Regions from separate parts of the Homo sapiens genome. Here region 2 is linked to region 1. Evidence: chromatin loops called from intact Hi-C (ENCODE). Cell type or tissue: endothelial cell of umbilical vein. All regions are shown on one strand.

The links. A loop is a pair of places that touch in the nucleus more often than their neighbours do. Peaks named below come from ENCODE experiments on the same cell type or tissue, not always from the same donor. Only the 100,000 strongest peaks of a DNase experiment are listed, where the experiment ranks them.
Region 2: it touches region 1 in a loop (5-fold over the local background); 8 of 110 quality-filtered maps call a loop at or near these places.

The regions. Positions count from the first base shown.
Region 1 is chr9:128,435,905-128,440,904 of GRCh38, reverse strand. CERCAM (cerebral endothelial cell adhesion molecule) reads right to left here. Exons shown (of 13, transcript NM_016174.5): 12 at 5,000; 13 at 3,558-4,056. The coding sequence ends at 5,000. Among named protein-coding and RNA genes, the nearest start is that of CERCAM, 18 kb to the right of the region's middle. RefSeq lists a silencer at 2,114-2,287. In endothelial cell of umbilical vein, a CTCF peak has its summit at 2,108 (motif pointing left); a DNase peak (open chromatin) is centred at 2,064.
Region 2 is chr9:128,491,842-128,496,841 of GRCh38, reverse strand. It overlaps ODF2 (outer dense fiber of sperm tails 2), which reads right to left. Exons shown (of 21, transcript NM_001351578.2): 15 at 4,306-4,416; 16 at 4,037-4,141; 17 at 2,174-2,332; 18 at 701-801. Among named protein-coding and RNA genes, the nearest start is that of GLE1, 10 kb to the left of the region's middle. RefSeq lists enhancers at 718-1,012, 1,556-2,056. In endothelial cell of umbilical vein, a CTCF peak has its summit at 806; a DNase peak (open chromatin) is centred at 2,251; H3K27ac peaks cover 2,293 bases.

The DNA of each region.
Region 1 (5,000 bases):
GCCTCCACCTCCCGGGTTCAAGCAATTCTCCTGCCTCAGCCTCCTGAGTAGCTGGGATTACAGGCACCCACCACCACGCCCGACTTTTTTGTATTTTTAGTAGAGATGAGGTTTCACCATGTTGGCCAGGCTGGTCTCGAACTCCTGACCTCAGGTGATCCACCCGTCTCAGCCTCCCAAAGTGCTAGGATTATACGCATAAGCCACCACGCCCAGCCATGCTTGAATTATTACAGTGGGTTCCTAACTGGTCTCACTGTTTCTTCCATGGACCTGCCTACAGTTTATTCTCAGCACAGTAGCCGGTGTGATCTTATAACACTACATGAGATCATGCCACATCTCTGCCAGGGTGATCATGTAAAAATGTAAGTTAGATGGTTACTTCTTTGCCTCCATCTCTCTGGGGGCTCCATCTCAGAGTAAAAGCCAAAATGGCCTTCATGGCCATCCCTGCTCTGGCCCCAGCCTTGGCTCTATCAACTCTAGACACTGGTCCTCCTCTCTTCTGCACTGTCAGTCCTGCTTCTGCCTCAGGACCTTTGCATATGCTGTTCCTTCTGCTTGGAAGCTCTTCCTTTTGCTATCCCCAAGGCTCAGCCCCTCCCCTCCTTAAAGTCTTTTTTTTTTTTTTTTTTGTCTATTTTTTTTTTTTTTTTGAGACGGAGTCTCACTCTGTCACCCAGGCTGGAGTGCAGTGGTTTGATCTCGGCTCACTGCAACCTCTGCCTCCCAGGTTCAAGCAATTCTCTTCCTCAGCCTCCCACGTAGCTGGGACTACAGGCGCCCACCACCACACCTGGCTAATTTTTGTATTTTTAGTAGAGACGGGGTTTCACCCTCTTGGCCAGGCTGGTCTTGAACTCCTGACCTCGTGATCCACCTGCCTCGCCCTCCCAAAATGGTGGGATTACAGGTGTGAGCCACCCTGCCTGGCGAAGTCTTTTGTTTTTGAGATGGAGTCTCACTCTGTCGCCCAAGCTGGAGTGCAGTGGTGCAAGCTCAGCTCACTGCAACCTCCACCTCCCAGGTTCAAGTGATTCTCCTGCTTCAGTCTCCCGAGTAGCTGGCATTACAGGCGCCCGCTAGCACACCTGACTAATTTTTGTATTTTTAATAGAGATGGGATTTCCCTATGTTGGCCAGGCTGGTCTCAAACTCCTGGCCTCCAGTGATCCATCTGCTTAGGCCTTCCAAAGTGCTAGGATTACAGGCATGAGCAACTATGCCTGGCCCACTCCTGCGTCTTTGTTCAGGTGTTAACTTCTCAGATCTTACTTTGTATCTCTCCGCTTCTCATTTTTCTCTATAGCAATTCACACCCTCTGATCTTTCTTTGTTTTTGTCTGCATCCCTCATTAGGATGTCAGTTTTGGCCGGGTGTGGTGACAGAAGGTGATAGAGTGAGACTCCGCCACAAAAAAAAAAGAAAAAAAAGAATGTCAGTTTAATGAGGTCAGGGGTTTTGTCAGTTTCATTCACTGCTGAATCCCCAGGGCCTGACTGCGGCCCATGGGAGGTGCTTAATAAAGGTTAACAAATGAATGAAGGGGACACCTGGAGCCTGGAGAGAAGTGAGTCGCTCAAGGTCATAGCCATCCAGAATGAATGACTTTCATCTTAGAACGAATAAAGCACCGAGTCCACAGCTCCAGCCCAAGGTCCTTCTCACAGCCGTGCCAGGTCCTGGACCTCAACCCCAGGACAGAGCCAAGGGATACCCCAACCTCAGGGAGTGCCTGTCAGGCTCTGCCAGGACTGGAGTGCTCACACAACCAAGTCAGGGGGCCACATGGAAGAGGAGCAGGAACGGTGGAAGCCAAAGCAGCCATGGCCAAGGCCAGGAGCCATCTCCCCTCCCACCCCTCCAGCTGCCTGAGTGCAGGCATGACAGACAGCGGCTGGGCCCAGAAGCCCGACTCTCTGGGGCCAGGGGAGAGGCCTGCAGTTCCCATCAGAAGAGCAGAAGACGCAGAGCTGCTGCGGGTTGCCCCAGCACCAATGGGAGCTTCCCTATGGCCCATGCTTCCTTCCTGGTGTTGGCCCCAACCCAGCAGAGAGCATCCTGGCCAAGTCCAGGCTCTGCCACCTTGCGCCCTCTGGTGGCCACATTGGTTAGTGCCAGAGGGGAACCCAGGATCTCCCCCAGCCCCTCCCAGGCGGTTCCTCTTCCCCTAAGCCAGGGTTTCAGCTGCACAAGAGATGATCCAAAGGGCCGGGGGACATCAGCAGCCCTTGGACTGGCTGGGCCCACCCTGACCAGCAAGGTGAGGCTGGTAATGACTTCGGGGATGACCACATCAGCCCCAACAGGTGAGCACTCACTGTGAGCCGGGCTCAGGCTAGGCCACTCTATACCCAACCAGCCACAATGACCGAAGAGTAGACTAAGGCCCAGGGAAGGGATGGCACCCACCCAAGATCACCCAGCACAGAGGTGATGCTGGATCGGCCTGACTCCTCACCTGTCCTCCCCTCTCTGTCCCTCCAATTGCTCAACCATAGATCAGGAAGCCTCCTCCCAGGCCAGCTGAGATGCAGAGGCTCAGCCATGAGTTAAAAAATATAAAGTAAAAATACAAAAATTAGCTGGGCGTGGTGGCACATGCCTGTAATCCCAGCTACTAGGGAGGCTGAGGAAGGAGAATCGCTTCAACCCAAGAGGCGGAGGCTGCAGTGAGCCGAGATCACACCACTGCACTCCAGCCTGGGTGACAGAGCGAGACTCTGTCTTAAAAACAAACAAATATATATACATGTATATATATGTATGTATACATATATACATGTATATACACGTATGTGTACATATATACACGTATATATACGTGTATATACGTGTGTGTATATACGTGTATATACGTGTGTGTATATACGTGTATATACGTGTGTGTATATACGTGTATATACGTGTGTGTATATACGTGTATATACGTGTGTGTATATACGTGTATATACGTGTGTGTATATACGTGTATATACGTGTATGTGTATATACGTGTATATACGTGTATGTGTATATACGTGTATATACGTGTATGTGTATATACGTGTATATACGTGTATGTGTATATACGTGTATATACACGTATATATGTATATATACGTGTATATATACGTATATACGTGTATATATATGTATATATATAAAGTGGCAGGGTGCAGTGGCTCACGCCTCTCATCCCAGCACTGTGGGAGGCCGAGGTGGATAGATTGTTTGAGCCCAGGAGTTTGAGACCAGCCTGGGCAACATGCAAAACCCAGTCTCTACAAAAAAAAATGTGGCCAGGCATGGTGGCATGTGCCTGTGGTCCAGCTACATGGGAGGCTGAAGCAGGAAGATTGCCTGAGCCCAGGAGGTTGAGGCTGCAGTGAGCTGGGTTTGCGCCATTGCACTTCAGCCTGGGCAACAGAGGGAGACCCTGTGTCAAAAAATATATATATACATACATACATACATACATATATATATATATATATATATATATATATACACATACACATACATACATATATATATATATATATATATACATATATATACATACATATATATATTTAAAGTGCAAATGGCTTTTATTGAGGGCCTACTGTGTGCTGGGCAACATGTCTGCAAGGGTCCTGCTTTACCTCCCTGTACTTTGCACCGGCCAGGGAGGAGGGTGCTGGGGAGACCCAAACATCAAGCTGGGGGAGGGTGCTGAGGTGGAGGTAGAAGGGGGCAGAGGGGCCCCTCAGCTGAGTCCTTAGGGAGGGAAGGGATCCTGGGGTCTGCCCAGCTTGAAACAGAAGCTGGGGGCCACAAGGCCCTGAATCAGGCCAGGCAGGGTACAGGGGCCTGGGAGTCCTGCTCCTTTGCTGTGAGACCTTTAGGGAATGGGATCCATCTCTGAGTGGTTTCTCCCGATGAAAGACAGGTCCAGAGGGCAGAGTGGCCATGCCCAAGGTGGTGGCCAGGTCTGACAGGATCTGCAGTCCCTGCCAACAACCTCCTCCTCTGCTCTCTGGGCAGTAGTGGCCTGCTCCTGGACACTGCTTTGCAGTCATCACCTGGACCTGGTGGGACAGGAGGAGCAGGAAGAGAAAGAGAATTAGAGTCAGACAGAATCAGAGACAGACAGACACTGACAGATATAGGAAAACAGGGGCAGAGACAGACAGAGAGGGAAAAAGCTAGAGAGGGATGCGGAGACAGCTGAAGGTACAATTATAGACAGACACAGAGGCCAGGCACAGTGGCTCACGCCTGTAATCCCCAGCACTTTGGGAGACCGAGACGGCTGGATCATTTGAGGTCAGGAGTTGAAAACCAGCCTGGCCAACATGATGACACCCTGTCTCTACTAAAAATACAAAAGGCCAGGCGCGGTGGCTCACGCCTGTAATCCCAGCACATTGGGAAGCTGAGGCGGGCAGATCACCTCAGGTCAGGAGTTCAAGACCAGCCTGGCCAACATGGTGAAACCCTGTCTCTACTAAAAATACAAAATTTAGCCGGACGTGGTGGTGGGCGCCTGTAGTCCCAACTACTCGGGAGGCTGAGACAGGAGAATCGCTTGAATCCGGGACGCGGGAGGCAGAGGTTGCAGTGAGCTGAGATCATGCCACTGCACTCCAGCCTGGGCAAAAGAGCAAGACTCCATCTCAAAATAAATAAATAAATAAAAATAAAAATAGAAAAATTAGCCAGGCCTTGTGGTGGGTGCCTGTAATCCCAGTTACTGGGGAGGCTGAGGCAGGAGAATCTCTTGAGCCCGAGAGGCAGAGGTTGCAGTGAGCCAAAATCACGCCACTGCACTCCAGCCTGGGCGACAGAGCGAGACTCCGTCTAAAAAAAACAAACAAACAACAACAACAACAAACATAAAGGCAAAGCTAGAGATGGAGAGGGAGAGAGAAGGCTGAGAAGGGGAAAACAGCCCCAGACACAGTTATGCCATCAAAGGGGAGAGCAAGCCAAGGTCTACGGGGCTGGGGCCTCTTCCCGCCCTGGCCTCACC
Region 2 (5,000 bases), 56 kb before region 1:
GCAGGAGAATTGCTTGAGCCCAGGAGGTCGAGGTTGCAGTGAGCTGAGATTGCACCACTGCACTCCAGCCTGGGTGACAGAGTGACATGATAGATAGATGATAGATAGATAGATAGATAGATAGATAAACTCTACCTTGACCCTTTCCTCAAAAGGAGGAAATTGAGCTTCAAAGGAATTAAATGATTTGCTCAAGATCACAATGCTGGTAAGTGGCAGAGCTGGGCCCCAAGGCCAGGGCTTCTGATTCCCAAAGCCGTACCCTTCACCTCTGACTGCCTCCAACAATCCGTAAATAACAGAGAACGGTCAGATCAGAAAGGTCTTGGGAAGGGTGACTGGCAAGAAAGGGCAGAAAAGAGTGGGGAAGTGCCCCCACCACAGTATACTGGCTGCTCCATTCAAACTGGGCCCTCCTGGCAGGCCTGGACCAGGCATGCCTTTTGGGACAGGTGGTGCCTACAGGTGGGCAGATCCTGATCATGCTGTCATGGAGTGTCTCCCCAGGCTGAGAGGCCCCCTTGCTCTCTCCCACAATGCTTACCACTGAAATGGAAGCAGCTTTTCCTCTGAGGTCTGCCTAGTACCTTCCAGGGCCTCGAGTCCCTCAACACTTCCGCACACTAAGCAAAAAACAGCTAAGTGGCTGAAAGTCTCAGGTCCTAGGAAGAGGACAGAGATGGGACCAAGTGCCTCTAACCTCTCCAGTTCATCCACCTTCAGACTCAGCTGTTTATTTTCCTTCTGGGAAGCCTGATGTTTCTCTCTCGCCATCTCCAGCTTGTCCCCCTGGTGTTCGATCTAAAATGACAGGAACACAGACTGGTTTACAAAGGAATTTCCCGCTAGAGCCCTCCCCTTTCCCTATGACCTGTTGTCCACACCCAGGAAAGGGGCACAGTGCCCTCAGCAGGTGTCCAAGTCTCAACGCACAACCTAGAGGAGAAAGGACAGCAGGGACAGGTTAGGCCCAACTCCAAAGACAAAAGGCTCTCCCCACACTGGGAGAAACCAGGTTTGATGCTAAAGAATGACAAAGATGCTTTCTCGATCAGGGGAGGCCACTCAGAGAGACCCAGCTAGGATCCAGGACAGACATGAGAAGGCAGAAACAGCTGGCAGGGCTAACTGGCCCATACAAACCAACCACAGAGCTTTACCTGTTATGTTGCTGGTACTATTGATCTCAACCTCCTCTTAACTGGGGACAAGTGCAGGCAAGACAACAGGAAATCTGTCAATCCTTTTGAGTTGGCAAGTTTGAGAATTTACCCAGAGGGCTGTTTTATGCAGAAGCCTCAGCTATCAAGGCTCAAAGTCCCTGAGAATGCTCAGGTTCAACGGAGAAGGCAGGCAATGTAAGGTTACAGTACTGAGAATGTGGGCTTGGGAACCAGACAGAGCTGGCTGGGTTCCAATCCCTGCTTACTAGGTACTAGCTCTGTGATGGTGGGGAATTACTTCTCCTCTCTATGCCTTGGGCTGCTTTCTGTAAAATGGGGAAAATAACACATGCACCTCACAGAGTTCCTGATGGAATTAAATGAGAGAATGCAGGAACACAGAAGAGGTGCTCAAAAAATGGTAGCCCCTTTTCTAATTATCACAAGTACACACGTCAAGAGTGGGAAAGGGGCCTTGCCCAAGGTCACGCTGCAAATGAGTGGTATATAATTTCTTGGACACTGCAGGCCGTAGGCATGGTTCCAGTAACCCAGAGACAGACTGCTTCTGGGAGAAAGGGATGCTTGCTTCTTTCAGGACAGAATCTCAGGCAGTGCATCTGTTAAAGAGTCAGGAGAAGCAGCTAAAGCAAGAGAAAAAAAGAAATTCTACGGCTCGGTGTCTGCTGGCATCTCCCAGCTGTGGGTGTGGAGCTGAGGACAGCTGCGGAGCACACAGGCAGAGGCAGCAGTCTTGGGTGGGGGCAACAGCAGGAGGGCCCAGTGACTCCACGCAAGTGACGGCTCCTATAACTACAATCACTTTGTGCAAACACATGGCATTTGGCACACCAGACTTTTATTTCACAGCACTGATGATAGCTCACTCCTTTTAAAAAGCAGCAGCCAAGAAAAAGGAAGTAGTCCTCCCTTGGGGGGCGTGCAGCTCATCTTGGTATGCGGGCCCCTGCTCGGGTCAGTTCGTGGGACCCTTTCTGCCAGTCCCTTACCCGGCTGCGCAGGTCTGATATGATGGCTGTGAGGTCGATGTTCTTCCGCTCATAGCCCTGCAGTTGGTCTTGGCACTCAGCCAGCTTCGCCTCCGTGATCTTCAGGATGTCAGGGAGCTGCTGCAGGTCAGCCAGCTGAGACTGGAACTGCCTTCGTGCCTGAAACAGGAAGGAAAGACCCACAGGAAGGAAAGACCCACAGTTAGGAAAGACCTGGCTCCTAGTGGAGCCAGGCAGAGTCCTTTAGAGTTAGGGCAGGGCTGACACAGTCCCCAGTGGAGGATCCTGCAAAATCCACAGCAGAAGTGTGGCCTACACTCCCCGCTGGCCATTGAGCAGGTGGCTTGCCATTCATTTAGTTATCCCGTAACAATGGCAACCACACAGTAAACACCAAGACCCAGGCATTGTACCAGGGGCTCTCTGCACACTTGCTCATTTAATTCAGACAACCTGTAAAATAGGTGATGCTGTCCCCATACAAGTATAGTAAGCATCAAGAGAGCTAAGTCATTTGCCCAAGGTCATTCAGCTAAAAACTGGTAAACACAGGATTAAAGTCTAGTCTAACTCCAAGCCAGGTGCAGTGGCTCACACCTGTAATCTAGCACTCTGGAAAGCCAAGGGGCGCAGATTATTTGAGGTCAGGAGTTCGACACCACCCTGGCCAACAAGGTGAAACCCTGTCTCTACTAAAAATACAAAAATTAGCTGGGAATGGTGGCACACGCCTGTAGTCCCAGCTACTTGGGACGCTGAGGCAGGAGAATCACTTGAACCCGGGAGGTGGAGGTTGCAGTGAGCTGAGATCACACCACTGCACTCCAGCCTGGGTGACACAGCAAGACTCTGTCTCAAAAAAAATAAAATAAATTTTAAAAGTCTAACTCTAAAGCCCCTAGGAAAGCAGTCACAATGCTACAGGTCAGAGGGAAAGGGAGAAATATCTGGTCTAAGTCCATCCTTGTACTTAACACGGAGACTGAGGACCAGAGAGGGGCTTGACTTGCCCAAGGTTATGAAACAAATTAGTGGCTGAGCCTGGACTCAGCCCATCTCCAAGGTAACCATTAAGATAATCCCGCTGCTCTAATCAGCCAAACCATCTGTAGAAGAATAAGGCTCTTTGGGAAGAGGATGGGAGACATATTTTCTGGCTGGTACAAAATAAGGACACCATATAGAATGAAATAGGCATGCCAAAGACCTGGCATAACTGTAGATTTCTGTCTACTTGGATGCTCCAAGCATGAGGTTTTTTGTTTGTTTGTTTGTTTGTTTTGAGACAGAGTATTTACTCTTGTTGCCCAGGCTAGAGCGTAGTGGCACAATGACGGCTCACTGCTACCTCCACCTCCTGGGTTCAAGCGATTCTCCTGCCTCAGCCTTCCGAGTAGCTGGGATTACAGGCATGCGCCACCAGACCCGGCTAATTTTGTATTTTTAGTAGAGACAGGGGTTTCACCATGTTGGTCAGGCTGGTCTTGAACTCCCAACCTCAGTTGACCTGCCTGCCTCAGTCTCCCAAAGTGCTGGGATTACAGGTGTGAGAGACCGTGCCCAGCCAGGAGAGTTTTTTTGTTGTTGTTATTTTAAGAAAATTGAAAAGGAGGTAGAAGAAAACCAAGAGAAAAAAAAAAAAAAGACAAAGCAGCAGCATGAGAGAGAGAAGAGAGGAAACAAGAAAGAGACAAAGGAGAGAGAGGCACAGGGTAGAGTGGATGAGCCCACCAATGAGAAAATGAGCTCACCTTTGTTGCCCAAATCAGGTAGGGTCAAAGGCAAACAAGGGGAACAGACTCACAGTCATTGAGTTAGATATGGAATTGGGTAGGAGAAGAAAACAAGGAAGGAAAGCAGTACCGCCTCAATCTCTTTGTTCATCTCATCTTTAAGGATCTTGTTCTCTTTGTCACAGCGTTCTAGCTGGGCAGCTACTTCATCAGCCTCCAATCTGGTCTTCATCACCTAGGGACCAACAACACTGTGGTTCATCTTAGGTAGAGCCACGTTTTGATGAAAACCATCTTCCATACCCAACCCTCCCTGGGAGTGGCCTGGTAGGGAGCCCCCAGTCTGATGGGGGCAGGGAGGGCACTGCTCAGAAGGGCCAGGGCCCCAGTGAGGCCTACCTGACTCTTATAGTTGTCAATCATCCCCTCATAGTTCTTCACTGAGGCCTTCAGCTGCTGGACCTCGAGGTGTGCCTGGTTGAGTTTGTCCTCCATTGGAGCAAAGCTGGCCTGGAAGGGATGGCTCATGAGTAACCCACAGGAAGGTTCTGCTTCAGGTGGACCTCCTACCCTCAACTCTATCCAAAGAACCAGAAAAGGAAAGGCCCCCTACTCTAACCCACAGAGCACTTTCCCTGAGAGAAGCACCGAGAAGCAGGTAAGACTCCTAATGTTACCACCTCAAGTGAATAGAGATGCAAATAAATGACTTCTGTTTTTTCTTAATCCAAAAGCAATATATAATCATTAAAGAAAATGGGGATAAAACCAGGCCGGGCGCGGTGGCTCACGCCTATAATCCCAGCACTTTGGGAGGCCGAGGTGGGCGGATCACAAGGTTAGGAGATCAAGACCATCCTGGCTAACACAGTGAAATCCTGTCTCTACTAAAGGTACAAAAAATTAGCCGGGCGTGGTGGCGGGCGCCTGTAGTCCCAGCTACTCGGGAGGCTGAGGCAGGAGGATGGCATGAACCCGAAAGCGGAGCTTGCAGTAAGGTGAGATCGTGCCCCTGCACTCCAGCCTGGGCGACAGAGCAAGACTCCGTCTCAAAAAAAAAAAAAAAAAAGAAAATGGGGATAAAACCAAGACAC